Linked DNA regions of Homo sapiens: region 2 is linked to region 1. A link is an interaction called in ENCODE POLR2A ChIA-PET data of the cell type or tissue named here. Cell type or tissue: Panc1. All regions are shown on one strand.

Region 1 (5,000 bases):
TTTTCTGGCTGTATTTTGAAGATTTAGTTCAGTATTCCCACATTTGTATGATTCTCTTCCCTCTCCACATATTCTGGGGCTATTAGATTGTCAGATTTTTAATATTTGTTTCTTTTTCTAGCTCACTAAATAGCCTGCCTGATTTTTTTCTACCTGAGGCTATGCACCGTTTTACTTCTCGTCTTCAGGAAGAATTGAATACTACTGACTTATACTCTTACAGGAAAGTTACTGACAATATTTCTTCCTGTATGGAGAACTTTAACTTGGGTAAGGCTGCACTTTTCTAGTCCTTTTTCTGGCTAACCCCTCTCATCACATCATAGTTTTTAAATGACATTGATTTTGGTCGTGAAACTCCTTACCAGTGTTCATTTTTTCCTCTACAGGTAGAGCAAGTGTTAATAATCTGCTTAAAAATGGTAAGTCCTATTATTTTATTTTGTTCCATGAGTTGATGGCTTGTATGAGTCATTTTGGAACTGGCTCTTTTAAGTTTCTTGGTAATAGGTAGAGCATTGTAGATAACTTAGGTACATCATGACCCTTCCTTTTAAATTTTTGTTTCCATATCATGATATCATTTTGGATAACAGTGATATAAAATATTTTATTTTATTGAAATTGAGCTTCACAGTTTTAAATTCTTATTTGTCATATTCTTTTTGTTTCAGTGCTTCATTTTCTGCAGAAGAGTTTAATTGAAATCCTGGAAGAAAATAGGCAAGTGCTATATGTTGGCATTTGTGTGTGCACACTTGCAGTTGTACATTATCTTTGTACAAAGAAAAATTTAAAAGTCTCAGAATGTGATCTTTTCATCCCTTTTCATTAATATTATCACTTTTATATTTTTTTTGAGATGGGGTCTTGCTGTGTCACCCAGGCTGTAGTGCAGTGGTGTGATCATAGCTCGCTGCAGCCTCAACCTCCTGGGCTCAAGTGTTTGTATCACCTCAGCTTCCCACGTAGCTGGGACTACAGGCATGCACCACCACACCCAGATAGTTTTTTTTATTTTTTTGGAGACAGAGTCTCACTATGTTGCCCAGGCTGGTCTTAAACTACTGGACTGAAGTAATGTGCCCGCTTTAGCCTCCCGAAGTGTTGAGATTACAGGCGTTAGTCACTATGCCCAGCCCCTTTCTCCATTAATATTAGACCCAATTATTTAAAATTTTTTTTAGAGGTTTGATATTTAATTTTAATAAATTCAAAGTTTTTATATTTGAACTTTATTAAAATATTTAAATGAAAAATTAAAAATTTAATAAATTGTTATGAGAATAAGTGAAAGAACTCTTTTCCTCACCTGAGTGTGTTCCTTTTTCATAGCATCCTGTTTTATTTTGTGAGTGAAATATCCTCTGTTACTTCTCTGAGGATATATTCATGATAGTTTTTTTGTTTTTTATCATCTTTACATAGTCTTTGTTTCTTCCAAGTTGCTTTTTTCTGTTTGCTGGTTTTGTTCAGTATATTTCTTATTAGAAGCTTTCCTCAGAAGTCTGGTGATCCTTGGCTGGGCAATTATGTATTTCTTTCTATCTATCTATCTATCTATCTATCTATCTATCTATCTATCTATCTACATTTTTTTTTCTTTGTGACAGGGTCTCATTCTGTTACCCAGGCTTGAGTACAGTGGTACAATCTTGGCTCACTGCACCTCTACCTCCCTGGGTTCAAGTGATACTCCCACCTCAGTCTCCCAAGTAGCTGGGACTACAGGTGCCCGCCACCATGCTTGGCTAATTTTTTTTTTTTTTTTTTTTTTGTAGGAATGAGGTCTCACTATAATGCCCAGGCTAGTCTTGAACTCATTGGCTCAAGTGATCCTCCCTCCTTGGCTCCCAAAGTGCTAGGATTATAGGTGTGAGCCACTGTGCCCAGCCAGGGTAGTCATGTTTAATAACGGGACACCAAGGATTGATTTGAATGTCTGCGCCTATTGAGTGGAGTTGACTGCAGGTTTTATTGTAGGCTAGTCTAGCTGAGCTCTTTCTTGGGGTAACTCTTCCTTGGGGAAACCTAAAGATGTCAGTACGTTTAAATCTTTTTGCTTAGGTACTGGATTTGCCACGGAAGACTCTTCCAAACCATTGTCTTAATATTCTGGTTGCTGAGTGAGGGAAGAAGGCTGAGGTCTCAGTATTTGGCGTGCACTGTGCATGTATTTACCTAATTCTCCTTTTTGTAATATGTTGCTGCCTTATCTGTGTGTGCTATCTTCCTTTCCAAACACCTGTTTTACCTTTTCTAAAGATAAACAAGTTGTCTGCTGGCTCGGAGGTATTCAGTCTTCCTGTCTTCAATCCTTTATTTACCTCCACATCAAGGAGTACCTAGTGCCAACAGTTTCTGAGCCATTTGGGACTACAAATCAAATGGCTTCTGGGCTTGTTCCCTGGCTTAGTATCCACTTTTCTTGATTCTGCTGTCAGTTATCACTCATCCATCTGCTTTGCAGCTTCTGAAATACTATTGTTATTGTCTTGTTGCATATTGGTTGCCTTTAAGAATTTATCTTTTTACGTTTTCAATCCCATGGCTGTTGGTTTGAGGAGGTTCTGGGAGAGAGGAGAAATAATACCTGTACATCTTCTTTCACTCAGGGTAGCCTTTTTCCACAGCAGGAGCTCTTTGTCTCTTTTTCTCCTTTTTGGCTCTTCTTTTTATGCTCATCGTGTAAAGGTGGGTTCTGTCCTTTTTATTTTGTTCGTTTGAACTGCTTAATAATGTCCACTTTGGTGTCAGCCACCACCTATGTACTCAGGATTCCCAAATTTATTACTCCAAGTTAGATCTCTTTCCTGAGTGGTAGACTGATGGACATCAGTTGACAGTTAACTTGTGGACATCTCAGCTTGGATGTTTTACAGGTACCTCAAATTCAGGGCGTCCAAAAGAAAGGAAAATTTATTTTTTTAAAAAAGTCTTTTCCTGTAGCCCCAGGTAACCTCTATTCTACTTCCTGTCTTTTTGAATTTGCCTATTCTAGGTGATTCTTATGAATCATGTAGGATTTGTCCTTTTGTGTCAGGCTTATTTCATTTATTTTTCCTTTTTTTTTTTTTTTTTTTTTTAATTGAGACAAGCTCTGGCTCTGTCACCCAAGCTGGAGTGCAGGATTTTGGCTCACTGCAATCTCTGCCTCCCAAGCCCAAGTGATCCTTCCACCTCAGCCTCTGGAGTAGCTGGGCCCACAGACGTCCGCCACTATGCCCTGTTTTTTATATTTTTGGTAGAAATATGGTTTTACCGTGTTGCCCTGGCTGGTTTCAAACTCTTAAGCGCAAGCAGTCCCCCTGCCCCAGTCCCCCAAAGTGCTGGGATTACAGGCGTGTTTTCGAGGGTCTTCCACGTTTGTAGCATATATCAGAATTTCATTCCTTTTTGTGGCCGAATAATATCCCATTGTATGTTTAGACCACATGTTAATCAATCTGTCGATGGACAATTTGATCTGTTTCTACCTTTAGGCTATTGTGAATAATGCTGCTATAAACATTGATATACAAGTATATCTTTGAGTCTCTGCTTTTAGCTCTTTTGGGTATATACGTAGGAGTGGAATCATAAGATAATTCTATATTTAACTTTTTGAGGAACTACCAAGTTGTTTTTCCTAACTTTTGCCTTAATAGGATTATTCTGTGTTTTGCTGTGTTGAGAACTGAGAGGTAAGGACAGAAGCTGCGAGAGACCAGTTAGGAGGCTATGGCAATAACCCAAGGGAGAGATGAGAGTGGCTCAGGCCAAGATGTAGCAGTGGAGTTGGTCTGATTCTAGATGTATTTTGAAGGTAGAACCAACAGGATTTTCTTATAGATGAGATGGAGAGGAGAGGTGGCAAGGATGATTACAATGTTTTTGTAGGATAAAGATGCAGCAGGTACAGCAGATTTGGAGTTGAAGATAAGTTCACTCATTTAGAGATGTCTGTTAGACATCCAAGTAAAAATATCAGGAAGTTAGATATACCAGAAAGGAATTAGACAGAGAGGTCTGGGTTAGAGATAAAAATTTGGGAATTATCAGCATGTAGATTATAATTTAAAGCTGATGAGCTAAAAGAGATCAGCAAAGGAGAGAATTAGATGGAGAAAAGAAGAGGAATAAAGACTGAGTCCTGGACATTCCTAACATAAAAAGATCAGGGAGAAGAGGATGAATTAGTGAAGGTATCCGAGAAGGAGTGCTGGTGAAGTAGGGGAAAATCTGCGAGAGCCTGGCATTTTAGAAGTCAGGGAGAGGCTGGGCATGGTTGTTCACGCCTGTAATCTCAGCACTTTGGGAGGGCGAGGCAGGTGGATCACTTGAGGTCAGGAGTTTGAGACCAGCCTGGCCAACATGGTGAAACCCCTGTCTCTACTAAAAATATAAAAATCAGCTGGGCATGATGGCTTGCTTGTAATCCCAGCTACTTGGGAGGATGAGGCAGGAGAATCGCTTGAACCCGGGAGGTGGAGGTTGCAGTGAGCCCAGATTGCACCACTGCACTCCAGCCTGGGTGACAGAGGGGGAGACTCTGTCTCAAAAAAAAAAAAAAAAGCCAGGGAGGGAAAATATATCAATGTTGAGAGAGTGTTCAAGTTTGTAAGTTATGTCATTTTTTTTTTTTTTTAAGATGGTGTCTTGCTCTCTCACCCAGGCTGGAGTGCAGTAGTGCCATCTCGGCTCACTGCAGCCTCCACCTCTGGGGTTCAAGCGATTCTCCTGCCTCAGCCCCCTGAGTAGCTGGGATTACGGGCATGTGCCACCACACCTGGCTAATTTTTGTATTTTTACTAGAGACATGGTTTCGCCATGTTGGCCAAGCTGGTCCCAAACTCCAGACCTCAAATGATCTACCTGTCTCGGCCTACCAAAGTGCTGGGATTACAAGTGTGAGCCACTTCGCCCAGACTGAGTTCTGTCATTCATTCTTGATTTCTTATCTTTGCCCTAAAAGAAGTGAAGTTAGTTATTGGCTGAGAAAGAGGGACATGTAGATTAAG
Region 2 (5,000 bases), 270 kb after region 1:
TTTGATAATCAATATTAGGGGTTTGGGAGGTAGGGAGTGGGGAATGGAGGAACAGACTAGAATGAAAGCCAGCGCTATGGTAAAAGGAATTATTTTAGAATGGTGGGATTACAGGGGAGATTCCTTCTCTTATTTTCTATTTTACTAATTTTATGAAACATAATTCTGTTTCATTATGTGTATATACATATGTTTAAATTAAATGTATTTAAATATGAATCTTGAAAGGGATTGATTATTCCAAAGGAAATGAAGTAATAACAATTTCAGGGAAACTTTTTTGGATGGAGGAGCATCTGCTCATCCCCTCTCCAGTCCTATTCTGTAAATGGCCTTGGAAGGCTGTTCCTACCTCTGACATGTCTTAGAACCACGTTGAAGGGCTAGGGGCATAAACAAGGAGAAAAACAGTGAAGGAGAAAGGCAGAGAAGATTATTAGAAAAGCTTAAGATAATGATGTGTTTTATGTAATTCAAACTTTTATCATAGTGCTTCCCAATCATTTGAGGTTTCCTCAGCCATTAACTAGGTTTTAAAATTTTCAAATCTGGGGGTTTTGTTTTGAGTTTTAAACCCACAAGGACTCTCTGTCCCCTGTGTTCTTTTTCCTCTTCTGAATCCAGCTGTCATCGTTAGTATATATCAGTTTCCTGCTGGAATGGAAAGAAAATTATAGTGTCCAGTTGTAGTTGAGGGAACAAGAAAGAAAAAGCCGAACTGCCACAAGGACTCAGAGGGCTGGGTCTCAGGCTGGGCAGCGACATGGAGACGAGAGCTTTAATTCTTATATTAAACCCATCTTAAATTATTTGCTCTCAGGTTGGAAATTTTCCATTGAAATTTCTGTTTACAGAAATACTATCTAAGACTTGACTAAATATTTACCCCTTTGACAGATGGACTTTCTGTTTCTCTTATGCCCACACCCCTTAAAATTGTGTCTGTCACAGCTACTGAATTGAACATTTTCTTTTACCAAGTATTTAAACAAATACCTACCTGCACTTTCAGACTTTCATTTTAAGCTCTCTTGTTGGGTTTTATGAGCGGGTTTTTCCTTTCCTAGTCTCCATTTTATAAATTTTATGCAACTTGGTTCTTTTATAATTATGTGTATGTGTAATATATTGAAATATGACTCATGAAGAGGATTGATTAATCCTAAAGAAATGACATAGCAATCATAGATAGGAATATTTTAGGCTGATAAGGATTTGTCCATCCATACCCTTCATATAAATGATCTCAGAAGGCTGTTTTCCTACCCCTGAAATATGGATAGGATGCCCATTATACCCTCATTTTTAGGAAACATTGTTTTCAATCTCATCCTCCTTGTTTGTAGGGGGCTATAATAATAGTGGCCAACATTTATTGAGCATCTATCTCTATGCCAAGCACTGCCAAGCATTTTATGTGCATTAATGAAGAAAGTACTAATGTTCCTTCATGAGACCACAGAAACTGAGGCATAGCGAGAAGTGCCTAACATCCCATGTGTGCTAAGGTGGCAGATCCTGAGCTCTCCAGCTGCCCTCACTGTGGCCTCACGGCACAACCAGGGCCAGAGTCAGGAAACATCAGTCACTCGCTTAGGGAAGGGAGTCCGAGAACCCTCTTCGTGGACTCAACTTCCCAGGCTTCTGTCCCTGCTGCAGAATGCCCAGGCCACAGAGAAGGGACCCCCTTTTCAGGAGCTTCCACGTCACAGGCTTTTATGGGGCCTTTCTTGCTTGTGTTTCTGTTTCCCATCCTGAGGGTGTGTGGAATAATACGAGAGCCTACCCAGGACTGGAGCGTGTTATTAGAAAGAGCACGCTTGACTGCTCCCGGGCAGCCACCTGCCCTTTTTCCCTTGGAAAGTGGACCTATGGCCACTGCACAAAACACTTCCTAATACCAGGCTGCTGGTGACTACATTTTGTGGTTTCTTTGTTAGTTGATATTTATAGTTCAGATCTCATCACTCTGCCAAGTGCAATAAACATTTTGTTTTAACTGGAATATAACTTTTATTATTGTTATTATTTTTCTTTTAAATGTCTTAAAAGTGACCAGCTTGTGCAAGTGGAGTCAGAAACCCTAAATAGTCTAAATGCCAAGTCAGTGCGCTCTGTAGATCAGTGTACGATTAGAAGACAGGCTCTCATTTATTACTGCTTGTATTTATATAATGGAAGTTAGGTAACATAAGCCCCTCTGCAGGCCAGCTTAGATGTTGATGATGCTTAAATGGTAAAATCTGTGAGAAATGTTCAACAATGCCCTGTATTTGTACTGCCTAAAACATGAATAATACATATGTGACATGAATAAATAGGTCAGTGATTTTTATGACATATTAATTTCCTTTACCTAAGTTCCTGGGAAATATAGCTGAACAGTTACAGAGAATGAAAACAAACACTGGCATCTTACAAACACCTGCTTTGATTATTTAGTCTAATTAGGTTAAATTTAACTATTTCCATTTTAACAAATTGAAAACAATTCTTATCTGTTCCTCGGTCATGCACTTTATCAGTGTTGGATGCAGATGTGTTTAATATGACACAGTTGGTGCTGTTTTCTCAGCTCTGGGTGGGAAATAAAAAGGAATTGAGAACATATTTTTAGAGTCTTCTGGGGACTTTGTATTTCTGGGCCTATAGCTATGAAATTTTAAGGAGGAGGAAAAAAAAAAAAAAAAAACAGGCTTTGTTGTCAATAAATTAGTTGGTTTTCCCCAAAACACTGGAACTGTCATCTGAACTGCTGCTTGTGCCAAAATTATCTTTCCCAGGGAACAGTGAGCTTCTAAAATAACAGATGTTTCCTAGCTGTCTTTCAGAAGTCAGAATAATATAGGGTATGTTATTAGATTGCTAGGTTAACGTGGTGTTTACTCTGTTAATTCCAAACCTTGCGCTGAGTACAGAGGCCCACAATTCTTTAGAAATTTAGTTTAGAGATCATAGCAATTTAAGTGACTTACCCAAGGTTACACAGCTGGTTAGTGAAAAGGGTGAGCTTTCCTGACTCCTTATTCACCGTCCATTTCTGTGACCAAAGTTAAAGGCCTCATATAATGTGAGAGTTGTGTCTGTGGCAGAACCGTGTCATGAAACCTTCTACCCACATTTTCATCCCAGGAGTGAAATACCGTTCTAGTCAACAACTAGGGTCTCAGAACATCTGTGATTTCTTTTTTTTTTTTTTTTGCAGCTTTGTCACCCAGGCTGGAGTGCAGTGGCACAGTCATGGCTCGCTGCAGCCTCAACCTCATGGGCCCAAGTGATCCTCCTGCCTCAGCCTCCTGAGTAGCTGGGACCACAGGCGCATGCCACTATGCCAACCTAGTGGTTTTTCTGTTTTTGTTTTTAATTTTTTATTTTGTAGAGAGAGGTCTCCCTTTGTTGCCTAGGCTGGTCTCAAACTTCTGGGCTTAAGCAGCCCTCCTGCCTCGGCCTCCCAAAGTGCTGGGATTACAGGCATGAGCCACCATGACCGGCCACATCTGTGGTTTCAGTGTTCTCTGTTCCTGCCTTTCCCAGCTCCAGCTGCACATCACAGATAATCTGAAAGTAGTTGCCCATGTCAGTTAAATTTTTATGCAAGTAGTTTTTGAAAGTCTATTTAAGATATTTCATGTAAATGGAATCATACCTTTGTGGCCTTTCATGTGTGGATTCTTTCACTTAACATGTTTTGAAGGTTCATCCATGTTGGTCATTTTGTTCTTTTTATGGCTGAATAATATTCCAGTATATAGATATCACATTTTGTTTATCCATTCATCAGTTTGATGGACATTTGGGTTGTTTTCACTTTTGGGTTGTTATGAATAATGCTGCTATGAGCATTCATGGGCAAGTTTTTGCTGGGACCTGTGTTTTCAATTCTCTTGGGTATTTACCTAGAAGTGGAATGTCTGGGCCATATGCCAACTCTAAGTTTAACTTTTTGAAGAATTGCTAAATTGTTTCCAAAGAGTCTGCAACCATCTTACATTTTTACCACCAGTGTATGAAGTTTCCAGTTTCTCAATATCCTTACCAACTCTTACTGTCCATCTGTTTTATTAATAGCCATCCTAGTGCTGGGATCTAATTGTGCTTTTGATTTGCATTTCCCTAATGACTAATGAGTTTGAGCATCTTTTCTAGTGCTAGTTGGTCATTTATATATCTTCAAAGAACGGTCTCTTCAGATCCTTTGCGCATTTTTAAGTGAGTTGTCTCTTTTTTTTTTTTGAGACGGAGTTTCGCTCTTGTTGCCCAAGCTGGAGTGCAATGGCACGATCTCGGTTCACTGCAACCTCCGCCTCCCGGTTTCAAGCGATTCTCCTGCCTCAGCCTCCCAAGTAGCTGGGATTACAGGCATGTGCCACCACACCTGGCTAATTTTGTATTTTTAGTAGAGACAGGAGTTCACCATGTTAACCAGGCTGGTGTCGAACTCGCTACCTCAGGTGATCTGCCTGCCTCAGCCTCCCAAAGTGCTGGGATTACAGGCGTGAGCCACCGCGCCCAGCCGAGTTATTTCTCTTTTTATTCTCAAGTTGTAAGGGTTCTTTTTATGTCCAAGATATTAATCCCTTATAAGACACACAGTTTGCAAATATTTTCTCCCTTTCTGTGGATTTTTACTGTCTTCATAATATCCTTTGATGGACAAAAGTTTTTAGTTTTGAAGTCCATTGTATCTGTTTTTTATTGCTTGTGCATTTGATTTCATGTCTAAAATAATTGCCTAATCCAAAGTCACAAAGATTTGCACCCATGTTTTCCTCTGGAAGTTTTACAGTTTTAGTTCATAAGTTTATGATCCATGTTGAGTTAATTTTTATATCTGATAGGAGGTACAGATTCAGCCTCATTCCTTTGGCATATGTGACTATCCATTTGTCCTAGCACTGTATTTCAAAAAGACTATCCTTTCCCCATTGAATTGTCATGGCACCCTTGTCAAAAAGTCAGTTGACCATAAATTAGGGGTTTGTTTCTCGATTCTTAATTGT

The links. ChIA-PET counts read pairs that join two places held together with the same protein. Peaks named below come from ENCODE experiments on the same cell type or tissue, not always from the same donor. Only the 100,000 strongest peaks of a DNase experiment are listed, where the experiment ranks them.
Region 2: POLR2A ChIA-PET joins it to region 1 with 12 read pairs; 3 of 35 experiments call an interaction of 5 or more read pairs at or near these places.

What each region holds. Positions count from the first base shown.
Region 1 is chr2:43,582,124-43,587,123 of GRCh38, reverse strand. It overlaps THADA (THADA armadillo repeat containing), which reads left to right. Exons shown (of 38, transcript NM_022065.5): 5 at 122-270; 6 at 390-422; 7 at 675-723. Among named protein-coding and RNA genes, the nearest start is that of THADA, 11 kb to the left of the region's middle. RefSeq lists a silencer at 4,399-4,618. In Panc1, no CTCF peak of the experiment used is centred here; no DNase peak of the experiment used is centred here.
Region 2 is chr2:43,310,410-43,315,409 of GRCh38, reverse strand. All of the region lies in intron 31 of THADA (THADA armadillo repeat containing), which reads left to right. Among named protein-coding and RNA genes, the nearest start is that of LINC01126, 86 kb to the right of the region's middle. In Panc1, no CTCF peak of the experiment used is centred here; no DNase peak of the experiment used is centred here; H3K27ac peaks cover 2,869 bases.